Linked DNA regions of Homo sapiens: region 2 is linked to region 1. The links are chromatin loops, found by intact Hi-C in ENCODE. Cell type or tissue: MCF 10A. All regions are shown on one strand. Each heading gives the region's core, and the rest is flanking DNA. Links, peaks and the distances in the headings are about the cores only.

The links. A loop is a pair of places that touch in the nucleus more often than their neighbours do. Peaks named below come from ENCODE experiments on the same cell type or tissue, not always from the same donor. Only the 100,000 strongest peaks of a DNase experiment are listed, where the experiment ranks them.
Region 2: a loop joins it to region 1, with 12 times the contacts of the local background. A loop is called at or near these places in 7 of 110 quality-filtered maps.

Annotation. Positions count from the first base shown.
Region 1 is chr22:35,586,258-35,591,631 of GRCh38, reverse strand. It overlaps LOC107985590 (a long non-coding RNA gene), which reads left to right and starts at 2,856. Exons shown (of 5, transcript XR_007068163.1): 1 at 2,856-2,862; 2 at 3,758-3,904; 3 at 3,966-4,212. RefSeq lists an enhancer at 1,432-2,407. In MCF 10A, for the core only: no CTCF peak of the experiment used is centred there; a DNase peak (open chromatin) is centred at 2,201.
Region 2 is chr22:35,533,568-35,538,941 of GRCh38, reverse strand. It overlaps a transcript of RASD2 not described here. Among named protein-coding and RNA genes, the nearest start is that of RASD2, 4.6 kb to the left of the region's middle. In MCF 10A, for the core only: no CTCF peak of the experiment used is centred there; a DNase peak (open chromatin) is centred at 2,681.

The DNA of each region.
Region 1 (5,374 bases), core at 175-5,174:
AGGAGGTGGCTCATGACTGTGGCACTTTGGGAGGCCGAGGTAGGAGGATCCTTTGAAGTCCGGAGTTTGAGACCACTCCTGAGCAACATAGCGAGACCCTGCCTCTAAACAAAAATAAATAATATTTTAGTCCCAGCTACTTGAGAGGCCAAGGCAGGAAGATCACCTGAGCCTGGGAAGTTGAGGCTGCAGTGAGCCATAATCGCACCACTGCACTCCAGCCTGGTGACAGAGTGAGATCCTGTCACAAAATAAAATAAAATAAAATAATACAAATACAAAGAGTATTTCAAGAGGGCCTGAAATGTTTGTGTTTATCCTAAGGGGACTTGCCAGGAATGGGGTGGGTAGAGCCCCCTAAGGGCGTGAGGGCCCCCAAGTAGGCTGACCCAGGGGGCAGGCTGGGGAGAGCTGTCTCCCAGCCCCAACAGGTGCTGGCCAGGCCAGTCCTGGCACAGCCACCCGGGTGCTGGTGATAATCACGTCCTGGGGGTCAGCTTCAGCTAGAAAGGGACAGGTGTCGGGGGAGGGTGGAGGTGGCAGAGGGGACAGTGGCTCAGGCTGAGTCATCGTAGGAAGGCTGGCGGCTGCTGGGGGCTGGGAGTGTGGGCAGAGGGGACCGTTTCCATGGGGGAAGTAAGGCAGGAGAGGGGGTAATTATCAGGAACCTGTGACTGCGCCAATCAGTGCCAGAGAAGGGGTGGCCCTCAGGAGTTCCCGAAGGTACATTTAGCCACCCCACCCCTTCCCCAGTGGCTGCCTTATATATTTCCTTTTCTCCCTGTAACTCGAGGGTCTAGAGGCCGGACCAGTGCCCCTCCCCAGGCCCTTCACCCTCCAGCCCTGGCCCTCAGGACTCACAAACTCCCCGACCCTCCCAGCCTTTCTTCCAGTCCTAGATCCCTGAACCTAGGCCCCTGAAGCTGTCTGGCCACTCTGGATTCTGGCCCTAAGAAGGGTGGCTGAGGTTCTCTGGAGTCAGACAGACGTATTCCAGATCCCACCCACCATTTCTGAGCCGGGTGACCTTGGGCAAGCTCTGAACCACTCTGAGCCTCAGTTTCCTCATCTATAAAGTTGAGAGAACAGGCCACGCATGCTGGCTCATGCCTGTAATCCCAGCACTTTGGGAGGCCGAGGCAGGTGGATCACCTGGGGTCAGGAGTTCAAGACCAGCCTGGCCATCATGGCGAAATCCTGTCTCTACTAAAAATACACAAATTAGCTGGGCGTGGTGGCGGGCACCTGTAATCCCAGCTACTCAGAATGCTGAGGCAGGAGAATTGCTTGAGCCCGGGAGACGGAGGTTGCAGTGAGCCGAGATCGCACCATTGGACTCCAGCCTGGGTAACAGAGAAGACTCTGTCTCAAAAATAAATAAATAAAATAAAATAAAATTGAGAGAACACTGTTTTTATTGCAAAATGTTATTGTAAGACTTCAAAAAGCGGTGCCTGCAAAAAGGCCATATATCGTGTGATTCCATTTATATGAAACACCCAGAAGAGGCAAATTGATAGATACGGAAAGTAGATATGTGGCTGTCCAGGGCTAGAGGTGAGGCGGGTTGTGGCGACGGGGGCTAAGTGCTTCTGGGTTTCTTTCGGGGGGTGGTGAAAATGTTCTAAAGTGGATGTGGTGCTGGTTGCACACCTGTGGATATGCTAAGACTCACTGAACTGTGCACTTTGTTTTTGTTTGTTTGTTTTTGAGACAAGATCTCACTCTGTTGCCCAGGCTGGAGTGCAGTGTTGCAATCTCAGGCTCCCAAGTTCAAGCAATCCTCCTACCTCAGCCTTCCGAGTAGCTGGGACTAGAGGTGCATGCCACCACGCCTGGCTAAATTTGTTTATTTTTAGTAGAGATGGGGTGGGTCTCACTATGTTGCCTGGGCTGGTCCTGAACTCCTGGCCTCAAGCGATCCTCCTGCCTTGGCCTCCCACAGTGCTGAGTTTACAGGCTTGAGTCACCGCACTCAGCCTGTGCACTTTAACTGAGGAGAGCGTATGAGTGTGACTTGCTCTGGGTGGCAGCGGGGCTGCCTGGGCGCTAGAGGCTTACAGCCCAACCTTGTGGCTGTCTGGCCACCTACCCCATGTCCTGACCAGGGGCCAGAACTGAGTCATTTTCCAGAGGGCGGAGGCTGAGATTTTCTCACCCAGTGTGCTCATCCCTTACTCCCAGGAAGGGGAACGCCAGTCCAGGGTGACTGAGGTCTCAGGGGCCACTGCTAAGCTTCACTCCTTCCTGGCTGGCTCTGTGGCCTCGGGCAAGTGATTTCACCTCTCTGGCAGCAGTTTCCTCTTCTGAAGAAATGTAGATGATGAAATTCCCAGTCCTTATCTCACAGGCGGCTGTTAGGCTCAAATTTATGAGGACACCTCAAGAAGGGTTTAGTGCATCCTACATGCTTGGAAAATAGCTCATCATCTGCTAGGAGGGAGGCATGGGCAGGGGCAGAGTGTGGGCCAGAGACCCCGTATCCCATCCACTTTGTGCCAGAGTGGCAGGCTTTGTGAAGTCCAGCCCACCTCCTTCACATCCTTTCCTCTTATTTCCGCAGCAGCCTGTGCCCTACATGGCATTACGGATCTGGGACAGGAGGATCGGCCCCCCATGGCCTTGATTTGTTCATCTGTCAAATGAGGGGACTGAACCAAAAGAAGTCCAAGGTGTCTGACACTCACCTTGTTTCTGACAACCTTCACCTGCTCCCTGGCTCTGAACACCCACCGAGTGGCCACCTTTGTCTTCAGGATTCACCCTCACCTTGCCCATGGTCCTGTGGCTTCTTTTTTTACCCCTATTCCTTCTCCTGGCCCTTGGAGGAAGGGGCCCGCCTTTCTCCTGGCGTGATGGAGGGTGGGTTCAACAGCGTCTTGATGAAGTAACCTTGGGCATATCCTGGCTCTGGGCTTCAGTTTCCCCTGCTAAGCCCTCTCTGTCTTTGGGGGAGGATAGTGAAGAACCCCAGAATCTAGGGGTAGCAGGGGCCTTAAATGGCACTGGATTCAACACCAGACCCAATGCTTAAGGCCTCCACCGCACCCAGGCTATGCTTGCATACCTCTGGAGGGATGGGGAGCTCCCTGCTTCCCCAAGCAACCCACTCTGTCTGTTTGCTAGACAGCAGTGATTGTGTCTAACAGGGATCACACATAGTGGCTGGCACTGAGGCTCAAAAATGAACAGGAGCAGGGTGGCACAGAGGTAAGGACCTCGTTTGGGTTTGAATCCTGACTGTCTTCACCTCAGACTGGCTGTGTGTGGCCCGTGAGAGTGACTTAACCTAACCAAACCTCGGTTTCTTCATGGGCAGATGGCAGTAATGGTACCTGCCTTGCAAGGTTGTTGGAAAGGTTAGTGCTATGAAAACCAAACATCCCGGCACACATGAGTGTTTGTCTCATACCAGGCTCATTCATTCTCAGGGAATAGGTGCTATTGCCACCTGCATGTGTTCAGATGAATTGTTTAGAGGCACAGAGAGGTTAAGGAACTTGCCTGAAGTCACACAGTGACTGTGACGGATAGAGACCAGACCTGGACCCAGGCATCCTGTGCCCAGGCCCCTTGTACCCTCTCAGAAGGCATCCAGCTCTGTGCCAGCCCAACTATCTTCTCACGATGGTGTGGGCCTGAGTGCTACATGCTCCCTGGGCCCCAACATCCTTTTAGCCTCCGTTGCTCAGAGGACAAGAAGGGCTCAGGGTTTTCCGTTGTTACTTCCAGCTCTGTCCCAACCATATCATTTCAGATCCAGAGGACGAAGGCTCTGAGTCCAGCCAGAACCCTGGGGTGTGTAACCTTAGGAGGTTTGCTAAGGAGACCAGCATGACGAGCCGGCTGGAATCTGAGCTCTCTGACCCCCACTCCTGCCCCTACAGCCACTTGGTCCCATGGGGTGTGGCTGGACAGAAGCCATCCTCTTCCTTCTGCTCTGTCCAACTGGCTTCTACCGGTAGGTGACAGGGCAGTGTTCCCAGCAGTGGGACAAGAGGCACTGGCACCAGGCCATGAGCCATGCATTCCTAGCTCTGCAGGGCATGCATGCCACGCGGACTGTGACAGTGAGCTCTTCCAGGCCCCCAGTGAGCCTGAGAGGGGGTCTGGGAAGAGTCAAGAGACACCCAGACAGTGCCATGTGGCAGTGAAGCCTCTGGTCCCAATCTGCCAGGGTGCAAAGCCCCAGGACTGCTGGTGGGATGTTGGGTGAGTAATTTAACCTCACTGTTCCTATTTCTCCATCTATAAAATGGGTAGAGGGTAGCAGCCTTCTCATAAGGCTGTGTGACGGTTTCACATGTAAAGTACTTAGCACTATGCCTAGCACACAGAGAGGGCTCAGGGAGTGAGAATCATTGTTATTCTCATTCAGCATCCATCTCTCCACCTCTTTATACAACAACTACTTAGAAAGTGTTGGATTCAATTTTGCTCCATAACAAGGTACTCCAAAACGTAGTGGCTTAAAACAATCAGCATTTCTTCTTGCACACAAGGTGTGAGGATCAGGAATTTGGGACTGGCTTGGCTGGGTGGTTCTGGCTCAGGATCCCTCATGAAGTTGTGGGCAGGATGTTGGTCAGGGCTGCAGTCATCTAAGGCTGGACAGGAGAGAGGATCCACTTCCAAGGTGGCTCCCTCACAAGGCTGGCCAGGTCATGCTGGCTGTGGGCCAGAGGCCTCAGTCCCTCACCATGTGGATCTCTCCACAATGCTGCTTGAGTGTCTTCCCAACATGGCAGCTGTATTCTCCCAGAGCAAGTGGTCCAAGAGAGCCAAGGAGGAAGTGCAATATCTTTCATGACCCAGCCTCAGAGGTCTCACTTTGGCATTTACACAGTGTCCTCTCAGTAGCACAGGTCCTCTGCTCAGCGTGGAAGCGGACTCCACAAAGGTGTGCATACCAAGAAGCCAGGATCTCTGGGGACCCTCTGGGAGGCTGGCTAAACTCTGTTTTGCTTTAGGGATGCAGCAGTAAGCGAAATCACGGTGATTGCTCTCACAGTCAAGTACGACTATGTGTGTTTGTGGCTGTGTGTGTGCGTGCACGTTGAGTACAAAAGAACAACAGACAGCAAACTCAAAGAAATACCTTGAGACATATTCTACAAAGCAAACAGACAGAGTGGCATGATGCTGTATAACAGGGTGTTATAGAAAAGGCTTCTCCAAGGAGGGGGCTTTGGGATTGAGGCCCGAGGGTGAAACGAGCCCACCAGGGGCCAGGCAGTGAAAGAGGGTGTTGCAGGCAGTGGAACAGCATAGGCACACTCAGAGAGGTGGCAATGTGGTGGCCCCTGGATCTGGCCTGCCTGGTTTTAATGCCTCTTGGCCACCCTCTTTGACCTCAGTTTCCTCATCTAAAAAA
Region 2 (5,374 bases), core at 312-5,311, 53 kb after region 1:
CATCCAGACTTTGCCTCTGGGAACTGGCTTCAGCCCGGGAGGGTTTGTGCTGGGCATGACACACACAGGCTGTGAGCCTTGAGCTGGCAGTGAACTTGGCAGTGGGAGGTGAGCAGGGTGGCACGCTTCACCTGGAAGGCTGGGGTCAGGAAGACTCAGGTCGCTGGGCCAGCTCTGCCACCTCCATCACGGAAATGTAGCAGACGGCCCAAGAACCAATTGCTCCCTGCTTCTGCAGAGTTGTTCAACAGAATGGGTCATGTCCCACTGACCATATCCCAGTCGCGAGGGGAGCTGCATGTGGAGTGAGAACCCTGGGAGGTCCACTTGCCCCAGCCTCTGTCTTCTGCTCCTGCCCTCCCCCACTCCTGGTATGGTAGGGCTCAGTCAATAAGCAAATACACATAAGGGATCAACTGATGCCCAAGGAAGCTTTGTGTAGCAACAGCACACTTCTCACATGTGCCTATTTTCCCCTTCCCCCCTCCCCACCCACTTGCTTTATCATCCCTCATCAGACCCTTTGTCATAGCTGCCCCCTTCGTCCCTGGGCTCCCTGTCACCCTCTCTCTCCCATATAACCTGTGACCATTTTAGCCCTGTTCTAAAACTGCCACCTCCTGCTCAAGAGTTTTCAAGGGCTCCCCATTGCTTAAGATATAAAATCTTGGGCTGGGTGTGGTGGCTCACGCCTATAATCCCAGCACTTTGGGAGGCCAAGATGGGAGGATCACTTGAGGCCAATAGTTTGAGACCAGCCTGGCCAACATAGCAAAACCCTACTACTAAAAATATAAAATATAATAATTTTATACTAAAAATATAAAAACTACCCAGGCGTGGTGGTGTGCGCCTATAATTCCAGCTACTCGGGAGGCTGGGACATGAGAATTGCTTGTATCCAGGAGGCAGAGGTTGCAGTGAGCCGAGATCGTGTCACTGTGCTCTAGCCTGGGCGACGGAGCAAGACTCTGTCTCAAAAAAAAAAAAAAGATATAAAGTCTAAAAATCTAAATTCCTTATCCTAGCGAACAAGGCCTCCAACCAGGACGTGATTCCCACCATGCCCTGCACTCAACCTCCATTCCAGCAAAATCAAATCACTTCCGGGTCTCTAAAGAAGAGAAGCTATCCCTCCTCTGAGCTTGTGTATGCTGGTTTCTTATCAGGGATACCCTTTTCTCTGTATTTACCCATCAAACTCCTACACATTCTTCAAAGCACTGTGTCCACACTTCTCCCCACAAAACTTACTCCCAGCCTTTCTAATGGTGTGAATCTCCTCCTCTGGGCTCCCACAGCACCAAAGCCTGGCTCTTGTGCTGTGGGTAACTGGTCCTCTCTTTAAGCCTCAGTTTCTTGGCCTGTAAAAGTGGGTGTTACAATAGTAGCTGCCTCGTGGAGTTGTTGGGAGGATTAAAATAAACTGCGAAGTGCTTCACACATAATGGCCTTCACCATGATTACTTCCTCCGTAGCCGGTGTTACTTCCTGCTTCATATTTTGGACACATGCCTCGTCACCCCCATTAGCATGTGAGCTCTTTTGAGTGGGGACCGAGCCTGATTCATCCTTTTATTCTCACATCATTAAGGGCAGCATCTCACACATTATAAGTTTTTAATAAATGCTTATTGAATTGTGTTCAGCCAAACAGTCTCAGAGCAGAAGAAACGTACAAGCTCTCCTTGGACACAGGGAAGGGTGGACAGACACAGTGAAGCAGAGTTTCACTTAGTCCTCCTAACAGCCCCACTTACAGAAGGGGAAACTGAGGTTCAGGGAGACTGTTCAAAACCAGGCAGCTAATGAGAGGCTGAGCTGGGGTCCAAGAGAAATTATTCCAATAGGAAAAAAAGCACACGTCAGGCTGCTTTTCTAGAACAGCAGTTCCTAATGCTGGCGGCGCATTAGAATCACCTAGGGGAGCTTTTAAAAGATACCAAAACCCAGGCTCCCCACTCAGAGATGCTGATTTAATTGCTCTGGAGTTGGGTTTCATCACCATACGGTTTAAAGCTCCCCTAAGTAATTCTAATGTGCACCCAGGGTTGCTAGAGCAGTAATTCTCAAAGTGTGGTCCCTGGACCAGCAGCATCAGCATCATCTGGGACTTGGAAATGCAGAATCTCAGGCCTCACTCTAAGCCGGTGAACCTGAAGCTTTGGGAGTGAGGCCAGGCCACCTGGTTTTAACCAGCCCTCCTGGTGATTCTGATGCAAGCCAAAGTTTGAGAAGCACTGGCCAGAAGATTGAAGTTGGCGATACCATAGAGGTCATGTGGCCCAGCCTTCCTGTTTTGTAGACAAAGAGATGGGGCTGGGCATGGTGGCTCACGCCTGTAATCCCAGCACTTTGGGAGGCCGAGGCAGGCAGATCGCAAGGTCATGAGATCGAGACCACCCTGGCTAACGGGGTGAAACCCTGTCTCTACTAAAAATAGAAAAAATTAGCTGGGCATAATGGCAGGCGCCTGTAGTCCCAGCTACTCGGGAGGCTGAGGCAGCAGAATGGCATGAACCCTGGAGGCGGAGCTTGCAGTGAGCCAAGATTGCGCCACTGCCCTCTAGCCTGGGCGACAGAGTGAGACTCTGTCTCAAAAAAAAAAAAAAAAAGAGACGGTTTGTGGCTTGACCAAGTTCAACACATGCTCATGACAGGCTCATTCTTTCCTGCTGAATGCACCATCCCAGACTACACAGCCTCTAACTGAGTCTCTTGCCTTGGCAGGCCTGGGCATCTGTGCCAGCCTTGAACTTCATCAGAGGTCAATGGGTCACCAGCTGCATAAGCTCAGCTGGACTGGGGCACTGGGTCAGGTGCCAGTCAGTACAGAGGGCAGATAGCCGGAACAGGCTGGCACCTCATCTGGCATTCAAGGCCTCACCAAACATCCCTGAAGGCAGACTGGCAATGACATGGGAGGAGGGGTGCCCCACCAGGCCAAAGATCAACAGGAGCACAGCTGAACCAGCCACACCCTGCCCCCGGTGCATCTGACCATTTCTGCCTCTTGCTGCCCCTCCCCCCACCCACTGAGCCCGATGATCCAAGCAAGCCCCAATTCAGTCAGGAGCCTGGGTTCTAATCCCAACTAAACAGAAGTTTGCTGTGTGACCCTTGAATGGGCCACTTAACGTCTCTGACCCTCATTGCCCGGCATTCTTCCTCCCCTCCTTTATGCTCCAGCCAAAGACACTGACTTGTAGTTCCCTGAGCTTGCCAGGCTCTCTGTACCCTAGGTCTTTGCACATGCTGGAGCCTGTGCCTGAGGGGCTGCTCATCTCTGGATTGCCAGCAGGCTCCTAGCTTTCCTTCTGGAATCAAGCATCACTGCCTCTGGGAAGTCTTGGTTGCTCTCTCTTCTGTGCTCCATGGAGCTGCCTTACAGAAATCTTTTGCTTTTGGATTCAACCCTCACTGTCTGAACTCTTGCTACTCATATCTGAAACTTGGGGTTCCAATAGATTTGGATAATGCATCATCTTTTACTCTCTGAACTTGCTATGTAAACTCTTTTTTTTTTCTTTTTTTTTTGGAGACAGGGTCTTGCTCTGTAGTTCACACTGGAGTGCAGTGTTGTGATCATGGCTCACTACAGCCTCAACCTGCTGGGCTCAAGCGATCCTCCCACCTCAGGCTCCTAAATACCTAGGATTACAGGCATGCACCATCACACCCGGCTAATTTTTAAATTTTTTGTAGAGACAGGGTCTTGCTATGTTGCCCAGGCTGGTCTCAAACTCCTGGGCTCAAGCGAGCTTCCTGCCTCTGCCTCCCAATGTGTTGAAATTACAGGTGTGAGCCACTGCATCTGGCCAGAGCTTCCTATATAAACTCTTGATGTCCAGAATCAATATCCAAATAGGTTTGAAAAGCATGTAATAATCTGTCATGGGGTCCTCGCCCTCTTGAGAGGAGAGGTGGTACTTGTCAATCAGTGGGCAGTAAAAGTTGGATGAATGAATAAATAGTGGTCAGTTTCTTCCTCTGTCCAACAAGAATGTTGGGTGCTCTCTGAGACCCATCCGAGTCTACATTTCCAAGCTGGTTTAATCCCACCACGGGTGATTCAGGTGCCTTCCAGCCCATGTGTTGTTTTTATGCAAATAAAAGAAAGGTTCCTTTCCCAGGCAGAGGCAGCCGTCTTTAAAGCTCTCAGCTTTGAGGGAAAGCTCTCAGTTTTGAAAGGAAAGGCACAAGCTATTTCCTCAGCTGAGTGCCCTTGCACAGTAAGCAACCTACACAACCATACAGGGCAGCCCTTTGTGACCTCATCTAGTCCTTGAGAATGCACCACAGAATATTTTTGCAGGGAACTATGATGACTGTGATCAACCAGGTTGGGCCAAGCTGAGTGGGCAGCCAGGAGAGAAAGAGCTGGAGTGGACCAGAGGCTTGCAATCACAATGAAGACCATTTATGGAGCCCCCACTCTTTGCAGGCACTGGGTGGATCCCTGTAATTACATGGACCCATTTTAGCCAGACCACAACCCTACGTGGAGAAGCATTATTAGAGTCATTTGTAGATGAGAAAACTGAGGCTGACAACACCTGAGCAAGGAAATAACAGAGCTTGAACTAAGTCTGACTGATAGCAACAGCTGCCTGGGCTAGGATCTGCTCTCGGATACAGCAGCAGTAACCACAGCTGCCTGTGTGTATGAAAATGCTTGTGATCCCCATGGAGGCTACCTGTGAAGCATGCAGGGCAGGGTTCTTGTTTCGGTTTTACAGGTGGCAGAACTGACACTCAGAGATATTCCACAACTTGCCCAAAGTCACTTGACTAGTTAGAGGCAGAGCCTGGACTTAAAGATATCTGGGTGTTTGAACAACTATCCTTTGATCTTTTTTTATGATGCCCTGTTGTCTTCTTAAGGCTTGGACTGCATCCCTCTTTCTAATGTCATCATCACCATCATTACCATCACTATCACCATCATCCTCATCATCACCATTGCCTTCATCACCATAATCATCACCGTCATCATCACCATCATCATCACCATCATCACCATCATCACTCTCATCATCATCCCCGTCATCACCATCATCATCATCACCATCACCATCATCACTGTGATCATCATCCCCATCATCACCATCATCATCATCACCATCATCACAATCATCACTGTCATCATCCCCATCATCGCTATCGTCATCATCACCACCATCACTGTCATCATCTTCCCCATCATCACTATCATCATCATCACCATCACCATCATCACCATCATCACTGTCATCATCATCCCCATCATCACCATCATCATCATCACTGTCATCATCACCATCATCACCATCATTCCCATCATCACCATCATCATCATTATCACCATTATCATCACCACCCTTACCACCATCAC